2 separate regions of the Homo sapiens genome follow, and region 2 is linked to region 1. Evidence: read pairs that join two places in POLR2A ChIA-PET (ENCODE). Cell type or tissue: Panc1. All regions are shown on one strand. Links, peaks and the distances in the headings refer to the core of each region. The heading gives the core; the rest is flanking DNA.

Region 1 (4,408 bases), core at 228-4,227:
AAAGAACCTAGTTTAATTCATTTCTCTTGGATAACCAGTTGTCCCCATGCTTAATGAGTAGTGTATTTTTCCCCACTGACTTGTAATGCCACGTTTGTGTGTATCCAGTTTCTCTGTGTGTGTGGTCCTATTTCTGTGCCTTCTATTTTGGTGCCTTACCTTAATTATCAGTCTGTGCACTGATTCCACATAGTATTAATCATTCTAGCTCTAAAATAATGTTTGATATCTGATAGGGAAATACCTTCCCATGTAATTTTGTCTTCAGAATTGTCTTGACTATTCTTGTCCCTTTGTCCCTTCACATGAATTTAGAATTAATTTTTCTTATTTGACCAAAAAAAATTCTGTTGACTTCTTGATTGATTTGATTACATTTTATTTAAAGATTAATTTTTGAGGAACTATTTGTGATGTTGAATCTTCCATTCCATAACATTTATTCACATTGTCTTTACATTTCCCCTGGTAATGTTTTGCCATTATCTTCATAAAACTCCGACACAGCTTTTGCTAGATTATTTTTTAAAACTTAGAGATTTCATTGTTATTGAATGAGATTTTTTTTTCCTATTACTTTTCTAATGACTATTATTGAAATTTAAGGAGGCTATTGATTTTGGTATGTGGATCTTATATTCATCAATCTGACTATTTTCTTATTCTAATAATTGGCATATTCTCTTGGATTTCCTATATAGATAATTATTTCATTTGAAAATAAAAATGATCTCTTGCTATGTAAGTATTGTATCTCTTCTTTCTTTTTTAGTCTTATTGCATTGGCCAGGACCTTCATTACAGTGTTGAGTAGTCATGGTGTTATTTGGTATCATTGACTTGTTCATGACCATACATTCTTTTTATTCAGAAGAGTTTATTTTGTAATATGTAACAGAACCATGTATGACTTAATAGAATGTAAATATAGTACAGTACTTTTTATTTTATTTATTCTTCTAATCACAGATTATAGCAATTTAGGAAGTACAAATTTTAAAAGCTTAAAAATCACCCAGAGATGATCACTGTTTGCATTTTGATATGTGGCAGAATCACAAATTAGGTTTTAAAGTCAGTCTAAAAATGGCAGAATTACTCTTTAAAATCCATTAAATCACTCACAAGTTAAAATATACATATATGGATTTGTGTCATCTTCCCTATACATATACAGTAATATATATTGTAAGATAAAATGGAGAAGATTACATATGAAAACACAATTCTCTAGCCTTTTTACTATACCTCTACAGTTGGTGAAAAACAGATTATATATTGATCTCCTACAGCATGTCAAGCATGCAGTTGGATTCAGAACGTTAAATCTGTGTGGATTAACTCCAGCATGTACGTGATTTTTATCTTACTAGCTTGAGAAGCTATGCTTGTGTGATGCAACTCTCTCATATAAAATGTACTGTATTTTATATAGCTATATTTTATAAATACCTATTATTGTGTATTTACTTGATAGCATTATTATTTAGCCCCATAAGTGACATTTCACAAACAGTGCCCTGTATAATCCAAAAACAGCAGTTGAAGAAATATAATAACAAAGGAGAGGACTGGGATTCTCAAATCCAAAGAAAATATATTATTCCAGGTCCTTTCAGGAAGTAGACATTCAATGTCAGCTAAACAGAGTAGAATAACAGATTCATACATGTCAGGTACATGTGGAAATTTAGCAAAAGATTTATGAACATGAACCCAAGCAGAGGAAACTATTAAAAATAACAGACATGTGATATGTAAAATTCACCAGATAAAATCCCTGGTTGTGTTAGCCACACTTTCAAAATTCTATTGTTCATAAGTCTTAGAAATTCCTTCCCTCCCCTTCTTCCCATAGTGAACAGAGTTTGAATTATATTTCAATTCTTTACATACTACAGAGTTTGAAATAGAATTCTAAAGAGTGAAGGAACAATCATGGACTTTCTGAAAGGCTTTTTCATTATGGCTATGGTATTTAAGCAGACTTACTCAGATTTTGTTCCACAAAACATCTATTGGACTAATGGCCTTTCCCACTGTAGTTCATCTCTCTACGTCTTCAACAGCTTGTTAGCAGACGTAACAAGCTGTTACGTCTATATAAGGATATATAGAAGTGAGAGTTTATTAGTGGTATTTTCTACAAATTTTCATTATCATAGGTATTCTATTGTTTGGCAGTTTTAAAGCTACCATTATAATAAGAAGAGAGAATTTCATCTCATAGCATGTGAAGCTTAAATCTTCAATTGGGTCACTTGGGGTCACCTAAGGCCAACAGTAACCTGAAAAGGAAAAAAGTTTTCAGTTTTTTTTACTAGAAGGGCTAATTGTGTTACATCTGTTCTTTCTTTCAGCCCAAGTTTTAGTTAATTGTCTAAGTGTTCTGTTCTCTGCTTAGCAAAGGATTTAATAGCTGATTTTATATACATTCCTGGTTTAATCTTACTTTAATACACTTTCATTGATAGGATAAATGCACCTTCTTAAGGTGGGCAATTCTGTTAACTCAGCATGGTCAAACTTTTCTCAAGATGATAAGATTGAATCTTACATTTGGTTAGTTCTTTTTTTTTCTTTTTATGAGATGGAGTCCCTCTGTCCCCCAGGCTGGAGTGCAATGGCGTAATCTTGGCTGACCACAACCTCCACCTCCCAGGTTCAAGCGATTCTCCTGCCTCAGCCTCCCGAGTAGTTGGGATTACAGGCACCCACCACCACACCCAGCTAATTTTTGTATTTTTAGTAGAGATGGGGTTTCACCATGTTGGTCAAGCTAGTGTTGAACTCCTGACCTCAAGCAGTCCACCTACCTCGGTCTCCCAAAGTGCTGGGAATACAGGCGTGAGCCACCACGCCCAGCCGATTAATTCTTGTATCTCATAGTTATTAAAGTACATGGATTTCTTACCTTTTATGAGCTAATGAATATTTTGTAGTAACCCTGGAGGAGGAGTTTGCAGTGAGCCAAGATCACACCACTGCACTCCAGCCTGGGCAACAGAGTGAGACTCCATCTCTAAATAAATAAATAAATAAATAAATAAACAAACAAACTAATAGATTCTTTTGAATATAGGTAAATTAAAACATGACAAAATATTTTCTACTCACCTATTTGACAGAAACTTTTCAGCAGTCACAGTGTTATATTCCATTAGGTTTCCCTTTCAGTTGGCCTCCCTCTACAAAAGATGCTCGCTTCCTTTTTTCATTCAGGTAACATGTGCTGTCTCCCCCACTGAGTCACATATCCTAGACACTGACTGGGGATAAATGGATTGCATTTGCCCAGAGATAAAGTGAACTTTATTGTGAATATCAATTAATTGCCTTTGACTATTTCTTGTTGTCAGTAGCATATGTTGCAAAACACTTCAATAATATTTAGTATTTCTAAGTGAAAGTTTTATATCAGCTTAGCTAAGCATTCTGCACTTACCGATAGTAGGCAGCATGGGTTTCAGAGCATCATTTTTTTAATGTTTAATTTTTAGAGGATTCCTAATGGACTTATTTGTGTTTCTTCTTAATTTGTTTTTCTTCTCCATGTAGAACTGGCTTTCCTAAGGTTTATACAGTAAGACAGACGTATCCCCACATTGAAGCTCTTTCCATTTGAGTCTAGGCTGATAATGAAATTGGGGAATTAAGGAAGAGAGTTAAAGACAGTCTGGAAGAGGAGAACTCACTGAATATAGAAATGACTAAAATGGACATGAGCTCTAAGGACAGCCAAGGAGAAAAATCAGACTTTAAGTTAAATGATCCATAAGCTACCTCTCTTAATGAGAAGTAAGACAGTTGCTTACAGCACATTAACCACCTAGAATAACCCAGACCTCATCAAGTGGTAGTGTATTGAGTAACACCACCAATTTTATAGCCTTTGAAGATAAATTAAAACCAGCCTCAAAAAAATTGCATACTAGATATACAAATATTGGCATATTCAGAGAAGCAACATTTAATATGTACATTTTACACATTATGTCACTTAAACATTTACCATGGGTTTTTTAAATAGGTTGAAATGTTCTGCAGTTAACTTTTGTATTAACCACTTTGTTGAGATATAATTCACACACCATACAATTCACCCATTTATTCTATACAATTTAGTGGCTTTTAAAAGTGTATTCAGGCTGGGCGCAATGGCTCACGCCCGTAATCCCAGCACTTTGGGAGGCCGAGGCAGGCAGATCACTTGAAGTCAGGAGTTCGAGACCAGCCTGGCCAACATGGTGAAACCCCATCTCTACTAAAAATGCAAAAATTAGCTGGGCGTGGTGGCGCGTGCCTGTAATCCCAGCTACTCAGGAGGCTGAGGCAGGAGAATCACTTCTACCTGGGAGGCAGAGATTGCGGTGAACCGAGATCACACTACTGTACTCCAGCCTGGGCA
Region 2 (4,397 bases), core at 1-4,000, 180 kb before region 1:
TTTCCAGAAATTCCTGAGAAAGGATGCCTGATAAGTCCTGTCACATCCAAAAAGTTTTTCTACCCACTTTTTTTTTTTTTTTTTTTTAGAGACAGAGTCTCACTCTGTTTCCCAGGCTGGAGTGCAGTGGCACAAGCTCAGCTCACTGGAACCTCCACCTCCCTGGTTCTAGCAATTCTCCTGCCTCAGCCTCCTGAGTAGCTGGGACTACAGGTGCACAACGCCACGCCCAGCGAATTTTGTAGTATTTTAGTAGAGACAGGGTTTCACCGTGTTGCCCGGGCTGGTGTCAAAACTCCTGAGCTCAGGCAATCCACCTGCCTTGGCCTCCCAAAGTGCTAGGATTGTAGGCATGAGCCACCGCGCCCGGCATCTACCCACTCTTAAAAGTTTGGTTAGCTTATTGTGTTCTAGCTTCATGGGTTGCAGTTTTAAAATTCAACCCTCTTCTTTCTCCTAATCTTTTAAATGTAAATTGTTTTAATTTTGGAAGCTATTGGAGTCTCTTCTTTTTCTATTTTGTTCTGATTTCATGATGATGTGCCTTGGTATAGATTTGTTTTTCTTTTTTGATAAAGACAGGGTCTTTCTCTATCACCCAGGTGAAAAAGGAGTGCAGTCACACAGTCATAGCTCACTGTAGGCACCTAATCCTGGGCTCAAGCTGTCCTCCCACCTTCGCCTCCCAAAGTGCTGCAATTACAGGAATGATTATTCTTTACTTATTATGCTAGGCATTATGTGGGCCCTTTCAAGCTAGAGGCCTCTATCCTTGGGAGCTTTTTGAAATACTCTTACATTATTAAATATTTCTTTGAAAAATTTTTTTGTCTCTTTTAGGAGTTTCTATCAGTTGATTAGTCTGCCTGGGTTCATCCTTTATTCCTTTATCTTATCTGTTTCTTATTTTTATCATTTAGTTTTGTTTTATTTTCCTTTGCAGGAGGTTTTCTCAACTTTCTCTTTTAAATTCTAAGTCCTTTTTTTTTTTTTTTTTTTTTTGGTGGGGGATGGAGTCTTGCTCTGTTGCCCAGGCTAGATAGAGTGCAATGGTCCAATCTTGGCTCACTGCAATCTCCACCTCCTGGGTTCAAGCGATTCTCCTGCCTCAACCTCCCAAGTAGCTGGGATTAGAGATGCACGCCACCACGCCTGGCTACTTTTTGTATTTTTAATAGTGACAGGGTTTTGCAATGTTGGCCAGGCTGGTCTCAAATTCCTGACCTCAAGTGATCCACCCACCTCCACCTCCACCTCCCAAAGTGCTGGGATTACAGGCGTGAACCACCGCGCCCAGCCAGGTGTCACATTTTTAATTTCCGAGGTTTTTCTTTTGTTTTCTTACTGATGTTGTCTTTTAGCATACTGTTGTTGGTTTGTTTTTTTTTTTATAGACAGACTTTTTTCTCTTAAGTGTAATTTTGAAGTTTTCTTTTGTTGCATTAGTTCTGTTTTCTTCAGGTTCCTTATTGCTATTTGTTTTAGCTCTCTTTAATAGTCAAAGTTTTCTTCAGAAGGCAGGTGTCTACTCACATTTTCAAGTAAGGTGCAAAAGAAATAATTGGAAATGTATTGCCTAGTGGGACTAGTCTACTATCTTTTGCCCTGCATGTATGTTCTTGACAGACTAACATTCTAGAAATAGGGTAGAGCTGTGGGCAAGGGTTAAATTGTTCCTTTTGTAGACTTTTGGTTAACTCCTGTGTCTAGCTTAAGGCCAAAACCTTACCCATTACTGTAATTTAAATCCTTAATTCCTGAGACTTTCCAGAAATACACCACTTGGTTCTTACCTTGCTGAGTGAGAGGGAGAAAGAACTACCACTGATGCATTAAGAAAGTAATTATCTATAGTCTAATTGGAAATTTGCTGTCTTGCTATTTCATCTGAGTAGAATTAAGTATAAAATGAATTAAAGGCCTAATTTTTGCTTGGGTCGCTCAGATAATAAGACTGCAGGACGTTAAGCTTTCAAGATTCATATAAATAATTTTAGAATTATTTTGTTAATAAAAATATATCAATACCTATGAAAAGGAAAAAATAAAAATATACATATAAAGTTAGATATATATGTTTGGATGCTATATTGATTGCCAAGTTTCGTTAAAAAAAATTCCATTCTTAATTTACTAGCTTTCAGAAATAAAATGATTCTTTTAATTTTTACTGTAAATTTTGAATTTATGTTAAAATCCAAACTAAATATTTTATAAATAATATCTTTTAATTGAAAACATCCCAGTGATAATGCTTACTGCTTTGGCAATTATGAGCCTCCATTTGTTAGAAACACCATCCGAATGTCTTGGTGTCCTTGACAAAGGAACTATATAGAAGGGCTATACTAGCCATTGCTTGAACATAATAAACACGTTTTCTCTCGACATATTTCAGATTTGTCTTGTTTCTTGAGACTATTCTGCATTCATTCTGAACTCTTTTTTAGACCAAAGAGGTCTAAATACATGATGGATGAAAAGATAGGAAAGAGAAGGCAATCAGTCAGTTCTGTTAAGTTTTAAGTTTTTCATTGAAAATATTTTTGTGTGGTAGAAATACAGAATTGTCCTTTTCCATTACAACTTGTCTGATATTTGTAAATGCTTGTTTCTTTTAGGAATCACAGTGCATTGATAACAAGTGTAGTCCCTGGGGATTATGATGGAGATTCTCAAATGGATGTCCTTCTGACATATCTTCCCAAAAATTATGCCAAGAGTGAATTAGGAGCTGTTATCTTCTGGGGACAAAATCAAACATTAGGTGAATTTGTTTTAAAAATTTTTAATATTTATCATTGAATATGAAGGTAAATGTAACAAAATATTGTTCTGAAATCAGTTCAAAAATACTGTTCTTGGGTGTCAATAATTGTAAAACCTTTTTTCAAAGTTTATTTCCTGATTTTTCTTTTTCAACCCTGAACTGGGCAGGGATCACTTCTACTGACAAACTTCATTCTTACTAGCTTAAAGAGGACAGAGATTTATTAAAGGATTTTAGTGGCTCACAGAATCATTGAGATGGCTAAAGAATAAACTCTAGGTTGAGCTTTCAGGAGCAATCCCAATATCATCAAAAAAGCTACTGCCTCTTTCCCCTATCAGAAGTGGCTAGTTACACAACTGCTGCCAGAATGATGCTGTGCCTGCAGTGATTCTCACTAGCAAAATGAATGCTGCACCTGGTCTCTTGATACTCCCAAATTCAGTGAGCAGACACAGATAGAAATAGCAGAGAAACAGCCTTTACCTCATTCATGCCTTTAAGACTCACAGTGTATCTGATTGGCAAGGCTTAACTTTTATTCAGCATCTCAGATGCCACAATATCTGGAAAATGCTATTTTTGGTTTCTAGTCTCCTTAGCACAGGAAAGCACAAAAAAGTTGAAGTATGGTTCGAGAGTCAGTCTACCATACCTAGTCACAAATCATCAAGCCTTATCTGAAAAGCCAATTAGTTATACCTAAATAGGCAACTTTGTTCATGGAGCCAAATTTCAGTCATGTTTTCTGCACCATTTGGGAATGTAAACAGTAATCGCGATACATTATATTCATTAAGTCAATAAATATTTACAGAGGGAGTACCATGCACAAAGCTTGTATATAAGCATGTACATTTTAGAACCAGGAAGTTTTGCATATGTGGCCTTCTTTACACCAAAACCTTGTTAATTGTCAACCTCTCTAGCACTAAATTGTGTAAAGACAAAGACTCAGCTAGCAAATATTTAGATGCATACCTCAAAAGGAGGTTATTGTAATGCTAGTCTTCACTGTAGAATGTATTCTCCCAATATTTTGTCTTTGCAAGCTTGATGTTCATTTGAACTAGATTTATAGTATCTCATTAATGATAATAGTTGGAATAAATCAGAGATAAATCTAGAAAAGAGTAGAAGAATATTTTTTCCTAAGCATAGATATCAAAAGTAATATAAAATGCCTGCTAATTCATATATATATATATCTTTTTTGCAGATCCTAACAATATGACCATACTCAATAGGACTTTTCAAGATGAGCCACTAATTATGGAGTAAGTATGGGCTTGCTTCCTTTGAAACGATTTTAAACTTAAACATAAAATAAAATCTTCACATAGGAAACTACTTTGCTTAGTAATAAAAATACTAAATTCACTCAGAGGCCTGTACCTTTGATTATATTGTATTTATTTGCCATCAGATAGGACAAAGAAAAATGAAATTTATTATTTTGGAAAGTAGAAGAGATTTGTGTTTTTATTTCAGTCGCTTCAAATGTGTCCATTATGGATCTATGCTGTCATTACTGAAAGAATTAAGATACCTGTTTTTGAGTAAAACTGTTATATTTGATATTTAGGATACAGTTTCCTCTAGAAATTTAGAAAGATTCCTATATTAA

Evidence for each region. ChIA-PET counts read pairs that join two places held together with the same protein. Peaks named below come from ENCODE experiments on the same cell type or tissue, not always from the same donor. Only the 100,000 strongest peaks of a DNase experiment are listed, where the experiment ranks them.
Region 2: POLR2A ChIA-PET joins it to region 1 with 16 read pairs; 2 of 35 experiments call an interaction of 5 or more read pairs at or near these places.

The regions. Positions count from the first base shown.
Region 1 is chr16:47,272,434-47,276,841 of GRCh38, reverse strand. All of the region lies in intron 10 of ITFG1 (integrin alpha FG-GAP repeat containing 1), which reads left to right. It overlaps ITFG1-AS2 (ITFG1 antisense RNA 2), which reads right to left and starts at 3,870. Exons shown (of 3, transcript XR_007065056.1): 1 at 1-3,870. In Panc1, for the core only: no CTCF peak of the experiment used is centred there; no DNase peak of the experiment used is centred there.
Region 2 is chr16:47,452,383-47,456,779 of GRCh38, reverse strand. It overlaps ITFG1 (integrin alpha FG-GAP repeat containing 1), which reads left to right. Exons shown (of 18, transcript NM_030790.5): 3 at 2,622-2,767; 4 at 3,990-4,047. Among named protein-coding and RNA genes, the nearest start is that of ITFG1, 6.5 kb to the left of the region's middle. In Panc1, for the core only: no CTCF peak of the experiment used is centred there; no DNase peak of the experiment used is centred there.